Linked DNA regions of Homo sapiens: region 2 is linked to region 1. Evidence: chromatin loops called from intact Hi-C (ENCODE). Cell type or tissue: gastrocnemius medialis. All regions are shown on one strand. Links, peaks and the distances in the headings refer to the core of each region. The heading gives the core; the rest is flanking DNA.

The links. A loop is a pair of places that touch in the nucleus more often than their neighbours do. Peaks named below come from ENCODE experiments on the same cell type or tissue, not always from the same donor. Only the 100,000 strongest peaks of a DNase experiment are listed, where the experiment ranks them.
Region 2: it touches region 1 in a loop (3-fold over the local background); 6 of 110 quality-filtered maps call a loop at or near these places.

The regions. Positions count from the first base shown.
Region 1 is chr4:39,963,263-39,972,855 of GRCh38, forward strand. The region is part of intron 2 of PDS5A (PDS5 cohesin associated factor A); the gene reads right to left. Among named protein-coding and RNA genes, the nearest start is that of PDS5A, 9.9 kb to the right of the region's middle. RefSeq lists a silencer at 7,527-7,821. In gastrocnemius medialis, for the core only: no CTCF peak of the experiment used is centred there; no DNase peak of the experiment used is centred there.
Region 2 is chr4:39,841,777-39,851,369 of GRCh38, forward strand. It overlaps PDS5A (PDS5 cohesin associated factor A), which reads right to left. Exons shown (of 33, transcript NM_001100399.2): 27 at 7,744-7,876; 28 at 7,075-7,194; 29 at 4,042-4,104; 30 at 2,880-3,025; 31 at 172-280. Among named protein-coding and RNA genes, the nearest start is that of PDS5A, 130 kb to the right of the region's middle. In gastrocnemius medialis, for the core only: no CTCF peak of the experiment used is centred there; a DNase peak (open chromatin) is centred at 4,611.

The DNA.
Region 1 (9,593 bases), core at 917-8,916:
CTGGCTAACATGGTGATACTCCATCTGTATTAAAATAACAAAAAAATTTAGCCGGGCATGGTGGCAGGCACCTATAATACCAGCTACTCAGGGGGCTGAGGCAGGAGAATCGCCTGAACCTAGAAGGCGGAGGTTGCAGTAAGCCGAGATTGCACCACTGCACTTCAGCCTGGGCAAAAATAGCCAGACTCCATCTCAAAAAAAAAAATTAGCTGCACACAGTGGCCTGTAATCCTAGCCACTCTCAAAATAATAATAATAATAAAGCAAGGATTACATTTGCCAGTGGAAATAAACGGTTGACTGGGCACAGTGGCTCATGCCTATAATCCCAACACTTTGGGAGGTTGAGGTGGGTAGAATGCTTGAGCCCAGACTGGGAAACATGGCAAAACCCTGTCTCTTCAAAAACTATAAAAATTAGCCCAGCATGGTGGTGCATGCTTGTGGTCTCAGCTACTGGGGAGCCTGAGGTAGGAGGATCACCTGAGCCTATGGAGATCCAGGCTGCAGCAGTGAGCCGTGATCACACCACTGCACTCCAGCCTAGGTACCAGAGTGGGACTCAGTCTCAAAAAGCGGGGGTGGGGGAGAGGGAGCGTCAAGAAATAGATATATAAATTGATAAACAGAACACAAAGAAATTAGCTTTTTTTTCCCCCCCAGACCGACTCTCGCTCTGTCACCAGGCTGGAGTGCAGTGGAGCAATCTTGACTCACTGCAACCTCTGCCTCCCAAGTTCAAGTGATTCTCCTGCCTCAGCCTGAAATTAGCTATTTATAAAAATTGATTAACATACAGAATTCAAATTTAACTAACTAACAAACATGGTACTTCATATACTTTTCATGGGACAAAAAGAACCACAGAGAAATTCTGTAAAGGATACTGGTAAAGTAGCTCTGTATTTAGACTGTGTTTACAGTAGGGTAGTACAAATAACCTTATGGATGTTAGAGGAAATCCAGGTTTTGCCTGTAGAAGACAGAAATATGGAATGGAGGAAGCTTAGAAGTACTCTGTGCTAGAGGTTCAAATGGAGGTAACAGACTGAACTCATGGCTGACTGGCTGATTAAATTATGTAAATAAGGGGGATGTATTTCTCAGCCCTATATACTGAAAGGGCCTGAAGAAATTATATCATAATAGCAATGCAAGCCAGACTCAGAGGCTTATGCCTATAATCCCATCACTTTCGGAGGCTGAGGTGGGAGGATGGCTTGAGGCCAAAAGTTCAAGACCAGCCTGATCAACGTAGAGCGACCCCCAAAACTACAACAAATTTAAAAAGTACATGGTGGGGTTTTGCGCCTGTAGTCCCATCTACTCCAAAGGCCAAGACAAGAGGATCACTTGAACCCAGAAGGTGCAGTGAGCCGAGATTGTGCCAGTGCACTCCAGCCTGGGCTATAGAGCAAGACTCCATCTCAAAAAATAATAATAAAATATGCCCTGGTGTGGTGGCTCACACCTATAATCCCAGCACTTTGGGAGACCAGCCTGGCCAACATGGTGAAACACATAAAAATTAGGTGGGCATGGTGGCACATGCCTGTAATCCCAGCTACTTGGGAGGCTGAGGCAGGACAATCGCTTGAACTTGGGGGACAGAGGTTGCAGTGAGCCGAGGTCGTGCCACTGCACTCCAGCCTGGGTGACAGAAAGACTCTGTCTCAAAAAATAATAATAATAATAATAAAATAATAATTTAAAAGTACACATGGTTAGCATACTTTGACTTGTCACAAGAGCTCCTGTGGTAGACTAATCATGGCTACAAATTCTTTCCTGCTTCTATTGAGAGGTAAGGCTCATCTTTTTTCTCCCCTTGAGTATGAGCTGGGTTATGACAACAGTACTTTCTTTTAACCAATAGAGTAAGGTAGAGGTGATAATGCCATTTCTGGACCAATTTCTGGCAACCTCCTCCATGGTGTCTTGGAACCCTTAGCCCAACTACTCTGCTAGAAAGACTATGTGGAAAACCCTAAAACTACATCTTACAGAAAAGAACCCAGCTGGGTCCAGCCTTTCAGCTGTTCCCACTAAGGTATCAAGCGTTTAAGTAAAGCCACTGTGGATCATCTAGACCAATCTAGTCACTAGTTGAATACCAATGAGTGAGCCCAGTAGCCATGTGTAGCAGACGCAAGCTAAACCCTGCCTGAATTCCCGATCCACAAAACTGTGAGACAATAAGAAAAGTTGCTCACAATTGCTAAAAAGTGGAAACAATTCAAGTGTTCACTGACAGAGAAACAAAATGTGGTACATACATACAATGGAATATTATTCAGCTTTAAAAGGGAAGGAAGTAATAACACATGCTATAATACGGATGAACCTTAAAGGTATATGCTAAGTGAAATAAGCCAATCACAAAATGACAAATATTGTATGATTTCAATTATTTGAGAGTAAGGTAATCGCTTCTGAGCCTTTTGGCTAAGATCAAGTGGAGAGTAAGTCAAAGTCATCTAGACAAAAAGCAGAATGGTTGTTGCCAGGAGCTGGGGAAGGGAAAAATGAGGAGTTAAGAGTTTAATGGGTAGAGTTCCAGTTGGGGAAGATGAAAAATTCTGGAGATGAATGGTGGTGATGGTTTCACAACAATGTGAATGTACCTAATGCCAAAGAACTGTACACTTAAAAATGATTAAAGTGATAAATTTTATGTTATGTATATTTTACCATAATGAAAATTTTAAAATACCTTTTAAAAAGTTTGTTACACAGCAACAGATAACCAGAACAGTTCTACACAAACAGAAGTCTGAAATAAGAACTATACTGCACTAAGCCTCCCTTCACAAATGTACACTGGCTATTATTTTAGGACATGATTTTAAGAAATCTTGCCTCCCCATTTAATTTTTAATGTTCTGAGCAGAATCTTCTGCAATACAAATATTAAAACATATGAACAGAACTCAGAGTTAAAATTATATACTTAATTACATGCAAAATTATCACACTGTGTAGCAATGAGGGATAAATAAAAATCATTCATGGAAGTAAAAATAATTACAACCAAACCAGTACTTCAGGGGTCCTCCTGGAGGAAAGCAAAGGGAAAGAATTATGGCCGTCCTGCCCTTAATCTGTTCATCACCTCTAACAAGGTTTGTGAGGAAAGGGGGATGGCCCTACGTTAATATCAATTCCACCATATCCTAATTCCCACTAAACCATCAAATAGGCCAGATGAGAATGGTTGATACAGGAAGAAAGATTAGAGAAAATATAAGGAAAATACACCTGGTGGGAAAAAACGAGGATACTTTCACAAAACCCTACTTAATTTTTCGAATTCTTAGCAACAAAACAGTAGGTATTTTTATTTGTTTCTGTGACAGAATAATATAGCAGACCAGGGTAGCTGTATTAATGTCTGGAGCACTGCTCTCTGAGATCAGATAGTTAAGAGAGGAATATAAGAAACAAATTTCAGGCCGGGCATGGTGGCTCATGCCTGTAATCTCAGTCCTTTGGGAGGCCAAGCTGGGTGGATCACTTGAGGTCAGGGGTTCAAGACCAGTCTGGCCAACATGGTGAAACCCCGTCTCTACTAAAAATGCAAAAAATTAGCCGGGTGTAGTGGTGGGTGCCTGTAATCCCAGTTACTCGGGAGGCTGAGGCAGAATTGCTTGAACCTGGGAGGTGGAGGTTGCAGTGAGCTGAGATTTTGCCACTGCACTCCAGCCTGGGAAACAAGAGTGAAATTCCCTTTCAAAAAATAAAGAAAAAAAAAATTTCAGGCTGGGTGTGGTGGCTCACGCCTGTAATCCCAGCGCTTTGGGAGGCCGAGGTGGGTGGATCACTTGAGGTCAGGAGCTCGAGACCAGCCTGGCCAACAAGATGAAACTCCATTTCCACCAAAATATAAAAAGTTAGCTAGGTGTGGTGGCACGCACCTGTAATCCCAACTACTCAGGAGGCTGAAGCAGGAGAATTGCTTGAACCTGGGAGACAGAGGTTGCAGTGAGCCAAGAGCTTGCCACTGTACTCTAGCCTGGGCAACAGAGTGAGATTCCATCTCAAAAAGAAAAGAAAAGAAACAAATTTCACTCTATCCATCCCTCCGTTTAAAAATCAAGAAATGCCTGGCGTGGTGGCTTATGCCTGTAATCCCAACACTTTCGGAAGCCGAGGTGGGTGGATCACGAGGTCAGGGGTTCGAGACAAGCCTGACCAACATGGTGAAACCCCGTCTCTATTAAAAATACAAAATATTAGCCAAGCCTGGTGGTGCACGCCTGTGACCCCAGCTACTCAGGAGGCTGAGGCAGGCGAATTGCTTGAACTCAGGAGGCGGAAGTTGCAGTGAGCCAAGATCGCGCCACTGCACTCCAGCCTGGGCGACAGAGCAAGACTCCATCTCAAAAAATAAATAAATAAAATAAAAATAAAAAGGCCAGGCACAGTGGCTCTCTCCTGTAATCCCAGAACTGTGGGAGGCCAAGGCAGGCAGATTATGAGGTCAGGAGTTCGAGACCAGCCTGGCCAACATGGTGAAACCCCGTCTCTAACTAAAAATACAAAAATTAGCTGGGTGTGGTGGCAGAAGCCTGTAGTCCCAGCTACTCAGGAGGCTGAGCTGAGATTGCGCCACTGCACTCCAACCTGGCAACAGACCGAGAGACTCCATCTTAAAAACAAACAAACAAACAAACAAAAAAAACACCAATAATTATCAAGGCCCTCTTACCTCCAAAGTAGCAAGAAAGAAAGAAACAAAGTATGTGTATAGTAAATAGCTCTGTAGTAATCCATGATATAGGATATACTACATAACTAACTTAATTCCATTAAGCCCTTTATGGAATTTGCACAGCTATTTATAAGTGTATTTTATTTTTTTAATTTTTATTGTAAATGAGGTTTTGCCATATTGCCCAAGCTGGTCTCAAACTCCTGAGCTCAAGTGATCTGCCCGTTTCAGCCTCCCAAAGTGCTGGAAATACAGGCATAAGCCAGAGGACACCAGACCTATAAGTGTATTTTAAATGTCACTTATTAGATGTGAACCCTGTATTAGTTTCAGAACCCACAACTATATGGGAGGATGGCTATTTGTGATTCTTTTTTTTTTTTTTTGAGATGGAGTTTCGCTCTTGTTGCCCAGGCTGGAGTGCAATGGTGCTTAGATTACTTAATTATAATATTAATTTTTTTTTTTTTTTTGAGACAGAGTTTCACTGTTGTTGCCCAGGCTGGAGTGCAATGGCACCATGTCGGCTCACCACAACCTCCGCCTCCTGGGTTCAAGCGATTCTCCTGCCTCAGCCTCCTGAGTAGCTGAGATTACAGGCATGCGCCACCACACCCGGCTAATTTTATATTTTTAGTAGAGACAGGGTTTCTCCACGTTGGTCAGGCTGGTCTCGAACTCCCGACCTCAGGTGATTCACCCACCTCGGCCTTCCAAAGTGCTGGGATTACATGCATGAGCCACTGTGCCCGGCCTGTAATATGAATTTTTTAAAAAATCACTTGCTCAGTGTATGCTTTTACTTTTTTTTTTTCTCGTGACAGAGTCTTGCCCTGTCCCCCAGGCTGGAGTGCAGTGGCGTGATCTCGGCTCACTGCAACCTCTGCCTCCCAGGTTCAAGGGATTCTACTGCCCCAGCCTCCTGAGTAGCTGGGATTACAGGCATGTGCCACCACACCCAACTAATTTTATATTTTTAGTAGAAACGGGGTTTCTCCATGTTGGTCAGGCTGGTCTTGAACTCCTGACCTCAGGTGATCCGCCCGCCTAGGCATCCCAAAGTGCTGGGATTACAGGCGTAAGCCACCGTGCCAGCTATTTGTGATTCTTAATGTAACAATGATACTAAACTATTGGCCATCCTTCCACATAGCTAACTTTAGTATGGTTTTAATATTTGTCAATTAATATATAATTGTAACTTCTATTATCTAAGTAGCAGAAGTTAATGACACTTTTCAGCTTTAGGTGACTAGCGTTGTTCACAACCTATCAAATGGTCAGTTTCTTCACCTGAAAAATTAGAACAGAAATACATAACCTCTGAACTACCTGTTGACTCCAAAATTCTAAGTACTGTACCTATGTTACCATCTCTAAGACACAAACTCCTTAGTTTGAAAAGTCCTAGCCAGGCAGAGTGGCTCACGCCCTAATCCCAGCACTTTGGGAGGTCGAGGTGGGTGGATTACCTGAGGTCACCAGTTCGAGACCAGCCTGACCAACATGGTAAAACCCCGTGTCTACTAAAAATACAAAGTTAGCCAGGCGTGGTGGTGGATGCCTATAATCCCAGCTATTCAGGAGGCTGAGGCAGGATAATCACTTGAACCCAGGAAGCAGAGGTTGCAGTGAGCCGAGATCAGGCCATTGCACTCCAGCCTGGGCAACAAGAGCAAAACTTGGTCTCAAAAAAAAGGAAAGTCCTTAGCTGCAATTTGAAATTTTTTCAAATTATCCTTTACTTTCAAAAATAAAAATATTTCTCTAATTCAGTATTAATACAAAATATTCATTCATTCACTTAACAAGTATTTGTTCAGCACCCAATTATGTGCCAGGCATTAAGCTTGGCACTGAGAGGAATGAAAAACAGACACGGTATCTGTATTAATAAGGTTTACAGAGAAGCTAAAGAGACAAACCAAATAAATGTATGGATAAATGTAATATGAAGGAGTTGAAGGGTATGTAATGTAGAATCTTTTTTTTTTTTTTTTGAGACAGAGTCTCGCCCTGTTGCCCAGGCTGGAATGCAGTGATGTGATCTCGGCTCCAAGAAAAAGGGTTTCACTATGTTGGTCAGACTGGTCTCGAACTCTTGACCTCGTGATCCACCCACCTTGGCCTCCCAAAGTGCTGGGATTACAGGCGTGAGCCACCGCGCCCAGCCTGTAATGTAGAACCTTAAAGGCTTCCCTTAAGAAGTAACAAATGAATGACAAATGAACACATGGGCTATTTAATGTAAGGAACCTGTCTAGACAGAAATAAACATGGCATGTTCAGGAAACCAACCGAAGACCACTGTGGCCTGACATAACAAAAATAGGTAAAGTAATGCCCTGGAAACAGGAATGAAAAGCTCTAGTATAGGAAAACATATCTTAGCTCTTTCAAAGACATACTCTAAGAATTATTGTCAACGAAGCTTCAAAGCTTCACAATAGTTTCTCTCAAATGCTTAAAAAAAAAAAAAAAGCTGTCCTTTTTCTCCCTACAAAAGACCAAACTCACTCTCATTCTCTTCACATTTCACTGTAATGTCTTCAACTACATGATAAAAGTTACAACTTTTTAGTTCTACTTAGTTTAGATTCCTTAGAAGAAAGCAACTATATAACAACCAAAGTAAATATGGCGTTATTGCCCCTGCCCTCTGCCACTAAACTGCCCTGTGACTGATTTTGGTAAAGGTTACTTGAATACTTTGGCCTAACTTTCATTATCTGTGAAGTAAGAGGAGGTTCCAGAATTTCCTTTAAGATCCTTCTAATTCTAAGATTATGGTTCCACTGTAAAACCGCTTGTTCCTTTTTTTTTTTTTTTTTTTTTTTTTAAGACAAGGTCTCACTCGGTCACCCAGGCTGGAGTGCAGTGGTAGGATCACGGTTCACTGCAGCCCTGACCTTCCTGGGCTTGAGTGATCCTCCCACCTCACCCTCCTGAGTAGCTACGACCATATTTGCATTTTTTGTAGAGATAGGTTTTTGTCATGTTGCCCAGGCCTATCTCAAATTCCTGGGCTCAAGTGTTCCTCCCACCTTGACCTCCTGAAGTGCTGGGATTACACAGGCATGAGCCACCACACCCAGCCTTGTTCCATTCTTGAAAACTGACGAGAACAGGACCAAACACCGCTGAATTCCTTTGTAATTGCCTTTAAGATGTTTTTTGTTTTGTTTTGTTTGTTTGTTTTCGAGACAGAGTCGCGCTTTGTCACCCAGGCTGGAGTGCAGTGGTGGGATCTTGGCTTACTGCAAGCTCCGCCTCCTGGGTTCATGCAATTCTGCCTCAGCCTTCCAAGTAGCTGGGACTACAGGCCCCGCCACCACGCCTGGATAATTTTTTTGTATTTTTAGTAGAGATGGGATTTCACCTGTGTTAGCCAGGATGGTCTCGATCTCCTGACCTCATGATCCACCCGCCTCGGCCTCCCAAAGTGCTGAGATTACAGGCGTGAGCCACCGCACCGGGCCTGCCTTTAAGGTCTTTTTTAATGAGACAGAGTCTCACTCTGCTGTCACCCAGGCTATAGTGCAGTGGCATAATGCCTCACTGCAACCTCTGCCTCCTGGGTTTAAGTGATTCTCATGCCTCAGCCACAGGAGTAGCTGAGATTACAGAGGTGTGCCACCACACCTGGCTAATTTTTGTATTTTTAGTAGAGATGGGGTTTCACCATGTTGGCCAGGCTGGTCTCGAACTCCTGAGCTCAAGAGATCCACCTGCCTTGGCCTCCCAAAGGGCTAGGATTACAAGCATGAGCCCCTGCGTCCGGGCTTAAGCTCTCTTTGTGTTTGTACAGCATTTCAACACTGTTGCTATGTTATAATAATAATAAACTCCTGAATTTATAAAATTATCAATAACTAAGATTCTAATAAAAAAACAAAATTTCAAAAATACTTAAGTATTGTTAAAAATCTACATTTCCAATGAGACATAATACTTTAAAGAAGGATCCCTAATTAAGTACAAAGTCAAAATAGAAAGGAAGGCAGAAGAAATACAAAATCAAAAGAATTTTTCAGAAAACATTTTGGCAGTAGGACATTGAAGTTGGTTGATATGAACGTCGATTTTAACTTCCAAAAGAACTCATAACAAATGGATAATCAAACTCGATGCTCATTCTCCACTGGATTGTATGTCCATTTATAGTTAACAGTACTTCTGATAATCGATTTTCAAACAGAAAATGTACATAAGTAGTCATAACTTTCCCAACACACCTTAAAAAAATAATATTGAGACACGGTTGGCTGGGCGCGGTGGCTCACGCCTGTAATCCCAGCACTTTGGGAGGCCGAGGTGGGCGGATCACGAGGTCAAGAGTTCGAGACCAGCCTGACCAACATAGTGAAACTCCGTCTCTACTAAAAATACAAAAATTAGCTGGGCATAGTGGCACGCACCTCTAATCCCAGCTACTTGGGAGGCTGGGGCAGGAGAATCGCTTGAACCCGGGAGGCGGAGTTTGCAGTGAGCCAAGATTGCACCACTGCATTCCAGCCTGGGCGACAGGGCGAGACTCCGTCTCAAAAAATAAATAAATAAATAAAAAATAAAAATAAAATTGAGACAGGGTCTATGTTGCCCAGGTCTGAACCTCCTGGGCTCAAATGATCCTCCTGCCTCAGCCCTCAAAATGCTGGGATTACAGGCATGAGCCCCTGTACCCAACCACAACTTTCCTTTTTTTTTTTTTCACTGTTTAAGGAATTTTTTATTAAAAAAAGAATTTTATAATCCAAATTACGCTTCCTTGCTCAGTTATCAATTCTGTTACTTAAAACAGAACTGATATTTTGAGCTATTCCACAGTAAAGATTACAAGGAATGCTTTAAATTTTTGTACTTTGCTGAAAATTATTTT
Region 2 (9,593 bases), core at 508-8,507, 120 kb before region 1:
TTTTGGGAAGTATAGCCGGGGTGCGGGAAGCGGGGAGAAGGTGTGTGGTAATACACACAAGTTTAAAATGTAGCATGTGCATTGAAGTGTTGGCTGTAGATTTCTTATCCCTACGGAAAAACTGTAATAATCTCCATGGAAAAAATCCACTTGTTAAATTTTAAAATTTACCTTATTCTTTACTGGGTCAATATTCTTTACAGGTGTGACTGAAATAATCCTCACAGGGTTCTCTTCATTTTCACTAACTCCAGTTTCTGCTGCCTCTGAACTCTGTTCCCTGTTTAAAACAAATAAACCAAGACTTCATATTTCCATGAAGAGAAAGTTCACTCTCTCACCGTACCAATAAAGAAAGGCTTAGGCTGGTTTCGAAACCTTGACAATTGAAGCAACAATAGCAAGATTCGGATACTCTGTAGTTATAGACTATTGCTTTAAAAATATCATTTTCCATTTAGCTTTGATAAAGTGGTATCAATTTCCATTTTGCCTTAATAACATTAAGACAGAAATGACTGCCTAAGACTACTTGACAAAAGGGTTAATTGTCAAGAGACAAAATAACACAACCACTGTAAGCTTTATCTTTTGGGAATAGAAAATCCTAAAACAAAAATAAAACTACAGACCATAGTATAGTTGTCATTTCCATAGTGTTCTACTAAAAAGGGGGCTGTCAGAAGAGGCTATTTGGTAGGTATTTGAGGCCCCACTATTCTTTAAACCATGTTAACTGATTTCATATCTTGGGCTTCATTTTTGCTAAAAGTGGTTTAAAACATCATTGGTTGAGTTTATTCTTAAGATTTCATGTGTAAGAATAATATCTATAAAAACCACAATATTAAGTGTTCCTAAGAGTAGGGTCAGAAATGATAAAGGTTTGATGTGACGGATATCCTAATTACCCTGATTTGATCACTATACATGCTATGCATATACCAAAATATCACAAACACCCCATAAATATGTACAATTATTATATATCAAAATAAGTATGTTTATGAAAAAAATTGCAGGTAGAAATTCTTATGCAGTAGCTAATATACTGAATACTTAACATGTTAAAATAAACATGGAATATTTTTATAATTAGAAAATGTTAGAACAATGTAAACTTATCCTATTTTTATATATATATATATATATATATATATATTTTAAGAGACAGGGTCTTAGGCTGAAATGAAATATGTAATCATAGCTGATATAGCCTAGAACTCCTGGGCTCAAGTGATCTTCCTGCCTCCGCCTCCTGAGCTCCCAAGTAGCTGGGACTACAAGTGTATGCCCCCATGATGCCCAGATTGGTTTCGAACTCCTGGGCTCCAGTGATTATCCTTCCTCGGCCTCCCAAAGTGCTGGGATTACAGGTGTGAGCCATCACACATGGCCTTTTCTTTTTATTAAGAGACAGGGTCTTGCTTTGTCACCCAGGCTGGAGTGTAGCAGAGACATCATAGCTCACTTTAGACTTGAACTTCTGGGCTCAAGTGATAATCCTGCCTTGGCCTACTAAAGCGCTGGGATCACAGCCATAAGGCACTACACCCAGCCCTCCTATACTAATTTGAGTTAAAAATTAAAAAGCATTTCAATTTATTTAAAAGTTAATGTTTTCATAGTTTTCCTAAGGGTTGAATTTTCTTACGTATAAAAAATAAACATTTTGGGCCAGGCGTGATGGTTCATGACTGTAATCCCAGCACTTTGGGAGTCCAAGGTGGGCAGAGACTAGCCTGGCAATCATGGTGACACCCTGTCTCTACTAAAAATACAGAAATTAGCTGGGAGTGGTGGCGTGTGCCTGTAAGCTCAGGAAGCTGAGGTGTGAGAATCACTTGAAACCAGGAGGTGGAGGTTGCCGTGAGCTGACATCCCATCACTGCACTCCAGCCTGAGTGACGGACAGAGACACTCTGTCTCAAAAATATTAAAAATAAGTATTTTGATATAAATTGGTTGTATTATTAACTCTTATATTATTTTCTGTTAATTTTTCTATACACTTAGAATGCTATATATTAATAGTTTCAAAGTGTGCAGTACATTCTTGATTTCCTCATTGAAAATACTAAAATGTGCCCAGGTGCAGTGGTTTGCGCCTGTAATCCCAGCACTTTGGGAGGCTGAAGGGGGTGGATCACTTGAGCCCAGGAGATCGAGCCCGACCTGGGGAAGATGACGAAACTCCATCTTTATGAAAAGTACAAAAGAAAATTGGCTGGGGGTTGGTGGTGCATGCCTGTAGTCCCAGCTACTTGGGATGCTGAAGCGAGAAGATCCCTAGAGCCCAGGAGTCTGAGGCTGCGGTGAGCTATGATCCTGCCACTGCCCTCCAGCCTAAGCAACAAAGTGAGACCCTGTCTCTTAAAAAAAAATTACATAAAATTAAGAAAAAAAAGAAAATACTGGCTGGGTGCGGTGGCTTACGCCTGTAATCCCAACACTTTGGGAGGCTGAGGCAGGCGGATCACCTCAGGTCAGGAGTTCGAGACCAGCCTGGCCAACATGGTGAAACACCGTCTCTACTAAAAATACAAAAATTAGCGGGGCGTGGTGGCAGGCGCCTGTAATTCCAGCTACTCGGGAGGCTGAGGCAGGAGAATTGCTTGAACCCGGGAGGCAGAGGTTGCAGTGAACCAAGATTGCGCCATTGCACTCTAGCCTGGGCGGGGACAAGAGCGAGACTTTGTCTCAAAAAAAAAAAAAAAACAAAAAAAAACCCAGAAAAGAAAATACTAAAATTCATCAATATTATTTTGTACCAGAACACCGCTAATGACAGAAGACCATTTTATGAGACAGCACTTTAGGAATAAAAGATAAACCAAGTAGTGAGTGCTAGTAACAAAATAATTGGAGAGAAAAGTTGCCTTGATCGATTTCCGGTTGAAGGGTTCAGCTCTGAATTTACATTAATATTGCTTCCAGTCTCAGTGCCAGTGCTTCTAACATAGGGTTTCCTTCCCGTTGCTGATAAAGGCTTATTTACTGCACCTAGTACTCCAGCAGGCTTTGGCTAAAAACAAAAACAAAAAACCCCCCAAAAACACACACGTTTATACCTTACCATGTATACATGTAAATTTAGACACAAGTAAGAGATATTGTTAAGTGCTAATTAGTTAAATTTACCAGAAATGTTCATTCTGGGCCAGGCATACTGGCTCCTGACTGCAAATCCCAGCACTTTGGGAGGTGGATCACTTGAGGCCATGAGTTCAAGACCACTCTGGCCAAAAGAGTGAAACCCAACCTCTACCAAAAATACAAAAATTAGCCAGGTGTGGTGGTATAAGCCGGTAGTCCCATCTACTCGATAGACTGAGGCATGAGAATTGCCTGAACCCAGGAGGTGAAGGTTGCAGTGAGCTGAGATCGCAACATTGTACTCCAGCCTGGGTGACAAAATGAGACTGTCTCAAGAAAAAAAAAGATCATTCTGTAAAATTGTGTTTGGTTGCCTTAATACAATCAAAAGTCATAAGCATATCTCTACTTAATAATAACTAGGTAATATTAATGTATCCTTTATTATTCAATCAAAATACAAAGTTCCCCTAAAATATAGCAAAATACATACATAATAAATGCTCCTATAAATAAACTATTGGATATATATATAGTAATAGTTTAGGAACTATTTACAAAAAACTAAATTTCCTTTTGCTGTTTTAGGTGTCACCATATTACTTACATAGAACATGAATTGTCTAATTCATTAGTAGTATAAAATTATTTCTTTTATCTTATATACCTAAGTTGGTTATACCATTTCCCAGGAAAGTCTTCTTTGTGAATTGTAAATAAACTGTGCTTAACATTACTGATGAGAACACACAGTGGCATTTCAGAGGAGTGGTTGCTGGCAGAAAAATTCTAAAAGCATGGCTGCTTTAGATGCTTTAAATCCATAATGTGATCCCTAAGAATCAGGAACTATACAATCTAGTGGTCATTTAAAGGTATTTCTAGGAATAGCAGAAGCAAGATACACATGAAACAAAGATCTCAAAATTATTAAGTAAATAATACCTTTCCTGTTAACAGAAGTACTCTTGTCTCTTCTGAAATATAACTCTTATCGTTACAGAAGTCCTATTAAAAAAAAAAAAGAAAAAGAAAAAAGAAACACCAATCAAAGGAACATGAGTATTTTAATTATCTCAATAAGGCTTTTTAGGTATTGTGCCTTGCAATAATAAATACACTTGTGCTAACACATATACCAATTTATCAAACAATCAAAACAATCAAAGCCATACCATAAGTCTAGCTTTAAATTAAACTGATGGCACGCAGACTTAGGCAAATGTCAAAGATAAATTTCCTAAATCACACCATAAATAAAGCACACACATGTTTTCATACGGTTCAATGCAGTTTATTCATTAAATTTATTCACTGAATTCCACCACATCATAAATTCGGGCCGGGTGTGGTGACTCATGCCTGTGAGCCTCATCCCAGCACTTTGGGAGGCCAAAGTGGGTGGATCACCTGAGGTCAGAAGTTCGAACCCGCCTGGCCAACATGGTGAAACCCTGTCTCTACAAAAATACAAAATTAGCTAGGCCGGGTGGCATGCGCCTGTAATGCCAGCTACTCAGGAGGTTATGGCAGGAGAATCGCTTGAACTCGGGAGGCAGAGGCTGCGGTAAGCCGAGATCGTGCCATTGCACTCCAGCCTGGGTGACAAGAGTGAAACTCCATCTCAAAAAACATAAGTAGACCAACTGTCAAAATACAATTAAGTGAATTATGTTCTTTGACAGCTGTGATATTAACAATACACGATTTAAACCAAATGTGGAAAATGATAGCACTTTGAGAGTTATATCTATATAAAAATTAGGAGTTCAAACTTGATCTCTTGATGCCTTTTCCTGCTTAATATCTGAAAATGGCAAACAAACCACAATGTTGTGTCAGTGAAGCAAAACTAGCTACTAAACTCAGGAAATATAATTAAGTTTTAAATAATCCTATTAAAAAATATTTTTTATTGTATTAAATTTACCTTCACAGAAGTAGGAAAGAACAAAGTGTGCCTGTGAGGAAATCACAGTTTTGTCATGTGTGCTAGGCAAAGCTGTATCATTTCTTTTGCACAAAGTCTTCTATGCAGCTAAAATAAACATTAAGAAACCTGTGTACCAAAGTTCATTCACTTCATTCATAAAGATATAGTATAGCTTCACTAGGTTGACTAACTTCACAAACCTAGTGTTCTAGGGTTTATGAATTTATAACACATTAAAAGCAACATGTTACATAAATAAGGAACGTTGCATACTGAAAACAGAAAAACCTAAGTTGTTATTATTAAGAAGACTAAAACTCTGTAACACTGAAGGTAACAAAAGAAAAAAAAAATTGTTATCTATGAGTCCAGATAAGGTGTAGTGACAAGTAGGAATTTAATTCTTGATGATGGTATCACCACTGTTACATAGATTCTATTTGGTACTATTCTATTCATGATGGTCCTGGGTCAGCAACAGGATTAATTTTAATTCAACAGCTCACTTAAGAATATCTTATAGGCTGGGCATGGTGGCTCATGCAATCCCAGCACTTTGGGATGCTGGAGGTGGGTTGATCACTTGAGCCCAGGAGTTTGAGGCCTGGCCAACATGATGAAACCACCTGTCTACAAAAAAGTTAAAAAATTAGCCAGGCATGGTGACACATGCCTGTAGTCACAGCTACTTGAGAGGCTGAGGTAGGAGAACTGATTGAGCCAGGGAGTTGGAGGCTGCAGTGAGCCAAGATCAAGCCACTGCACTCCAGCGTGGGTGACGGAGACTCAAAAAAAAAAAATTTTTTTTATACAGATCAGTGGATTCAATTAGAGAGCATACTTTTGCAAATTCTCATTATTTCTATCAAAAGCAAGGCACAGTTATGTGTTCAATACTAAATCAGTAATAAAAATCAGATTACATTTTAGCAAACTTTTAGTAAAGTACGGCATTCAAAGTAGGAAGCTCCATTTATTTCTTGGAATGTGCATTTGGAGAATTCTCTAAGCTAGGGGTCTCCAACCCACGAACTGCAGACTGGTATGGGTTATGGGTCATGGGTCTGCGGCCTGTTAGGAACTGGGATACACAGCAGGCAGTGAGTGGCTGGCGAGCAAGCATTACCACCTGAGCTCTGCCTCCTGTCGGATCAGCGGCAGCATGAGATTCTCACAGAAGCACAAACCCTATGGCGAACTATGCCTGCGAGGGATCTAGGCTGTGTGCTCCTTATGAGAATCTAACTAATGCCTGATGACCTGAGGTGAAATAGTTTCATCCTGAAACCATCTCTCCACCTCAATTTCTCTGTGGAAAAATTGTCTTCCACGAAACTGGTCCCAGGTGTCAAAAAGGTTGGGAACCACTGCTCTAAGGGGATCATTACTGAGGCATATATATACATTTATAGGAGAAAGTGAAACAAGTTTAAAATACCACCTAACAGCAGGAAATAAACAAAAGCTTTTAAAAATCCAAATTAGCTGGAAAAACTTACAGAGCCTGCGTTACCTGAAAAATTTACTTACATGGGAAACAGTTTGCTGAAAGCAGAATAGATGCACTGTATATTAATTAATAACACCATTTATTGAATGGTTTTATGTGATAAACTCTTCATATAAACCTAGATATTAGCAATTGTCCATATGTATTATTAACATCTGCATTATAAAGATGAAGAAATGGAGGCTTAGAGGAGAGAACCTGTCCCTCCTTACACTGTGCCAAAGATTTAAAATTTTTCTTATCTGCAAAAATACTACCCATGTTTCAATAAAATGAGATTAAAATAATTTTAAAAATCTGAAAACTTTAATACTAGAAATTCCTAGAATAAACATAAGATCAACAGTATGTGTAGTCTTCTGTTCAAGTCAGAATAATGTTCAGGGCTGTGTAAGACAATTTCCCACTCTTTGATAAACCCAGATTTTTTCTTTACTCTGTGGTCAAGACAATTCAATATTTGCCACAATGGTTGATGGTAATTGACATTGAAATCAGTTTAGTGTGGTAGGAAAAATGAGAGGAAGAAAATTACCTTTTCAGGTTGTGTAAAAAATTTCATTGGGAGGACTGGGTCCTTTGGTGAATCTGCATTGCACAAAGCACTTTTACTATTTATAACACAGAGAGCCACATCACATACTGTATACAGTTTCTAGGGAGGAAAACGAATCATATATAACTTTTAGTATTGCAAAATAATCATAATTACCAATTCCACTAAATGTATAATTTAGAGTTAAAAGAAGGATACTGTGGTTGTTATTTATTCCTTGAACATTCCATATTTCTGTTCAGCACTGTTTATGCAGCCTTCTGATAAATAAAAATCCCTCTATATGAATTTAACATGGATGCCAATATGCATGGAAAATAACAAACAAATGAACCAACCCAAAGAAAGCACACAAAAAGAATAAGCATTTGTCTGTAACTCTTACTGTAAGTTCGTAATATACCATAGTTGTACATTTTATTCTTATCCTCTTGCTCTAAGGTTATAATGTCTTTTCAGAGTACTAAAGATTCCTGAAATAAAATTCACTTGTAATGAAGTGCAATAAAAACTGACTACACATTTACTTTTGTAAACATTCTAAAATTTAAATTACTACGTATGGCCAAAAAAAAAAAAAAAAAACCAAGTGGGACAATATATTTTTCTATTACATCTTAACACCCACTGGCCTAACACTCATCTTACTTCATTTGTCTTGGATTCATCTGGAGACTGGGCATCTCTGGTTAACTTGATGTTCTCTGCCATCTTCTTCATAAAGGCATGGCTATTGTTTTCATTCTTTGTCATTAAAACTTCAAGCATGAACCATAGGCACCTAAATGTAAACATATTAAAGAGACTAGACGTAGATAGATGCTTTAGCTTAAAGCAATAAATATGTTAGCTGGGAATTTCTGTTGTCTGAATAAAATAAAATAAAATGATCAACCTTAATGACTAATATATGTTATTATCCTAATAATATTCTATTCAAATGGAAAATTAAAGCATAAAATAACATATAAAAAATGAAAACATAGCTTAATATGAGAAAGTCTGACAGTTTCATAAGGCATATAAAGATTCACCCTAGCTGGATATGGTGGCTCGTGCCTATAACCTCAGCACTTTGGGTGGCTAAGGTGGGTAGATTGCCTGAACCCAGAAATTCGAGGCTGGGCGCGGTGGCTCATGCCTGTAATCCTAGCACTTTGGGAGGCCGAGGTGGGCAGATCAAGAGGTCAGGAGATCGAGACCATCCTGGCTAACATGGTGAAACCCCGTCTCTACTAAAAATACAAAAATTAGCTGGGTGTTGGTGGCAGGCACCTGTAGTCCCGGCTACTCGGGAGGCTGAGGCAGGAGAATGGCGTGAACCCAGGAGGCAGAGCTTACAGTGAGCTGAGACTGCACCACTGCACTCCAACCTGGGTGACAGAGCGAGACTCTCTCTCAAAAAAAAAAAAAAAAGAAATTCGAGACTAGCCTCGTGAGACCCCATCTCTACAAAAAAAATACAAAAATTAGCTGGGCATGGTAGTGGGCTCCTGTAGTCCCAGCTACTTGTGGGGCTGAGGTGGGAGGATCGCTTGTGGTTGCAGTGAGCCATAATCACACCACTGCACTCCAGCCTGGGCAAAAAAGTGACACCCTCTCAAAAGAAAACACAGATTCACCCTATAGGTAAGTTTACATAATCTGATATAACTTAACACCCAGCAATAATGAGCAAATCAACACACAGCAGTCTTGGGATTTTGATTATTTGTAAGCTATGCAGAAGTTCTACAATTGGTATGCAGTTCTGCCGAGAAACAAGTCTAAGTTGCATGTATTATGAGGCTGATGTGTGTGGTACCCAGCCACCCAATTAAGGAGTCACAATCTCAAACCACTTTTGCTATTCCACACTTGTCACTGTATATTCATTTAACACATTGTGTCTGAAGGGAACATTTGAATTTCTAAGTAAAAGTGAACCCCAAATCAGGCTGAACATTAGAATTGTTTGGATAACTTAAATAGACAAATCTGGAAATGGGGCCTGTTTTTACAAAGATCCCAGTATTTTCAGGCAGTGACATGACTACTGCATTCCTGCATCAACAGGGGAGAAACTATTTGATGATACTCTGTAAAAGCTTCTTTTCCTACATTCCACATAATTGTTTTAAGAGACTACTGTAGCATGCATTAGTTTTTTAGCTTAATGGCTTAAATGATAGTTGGTTGTTTCAATAATATTTATTAACTTAGGCAAAGAGTTGTCAACTCTACTTAGATACTGGATAGCTGCTAGAATCCTGATCAAAGAAAGGAACAGAATAATGAATAACAACAAATATAATAAAAATTAGCAAATATTTAATGAGTGCTTACTATCTACTAGGCATTAGGCTAAGCACTTTACCTTCATATAATCCTCATGACTCTATAAAGAATAAGAAAAATCGTCACCATTATATATAGAACCTATTTTTTTTTTTTTTGGTCTGTCTTTTGAGACAGAGTCTTGCTTGCCTCTCAGGCTGGAGTGCAGTGGCGTGATCACA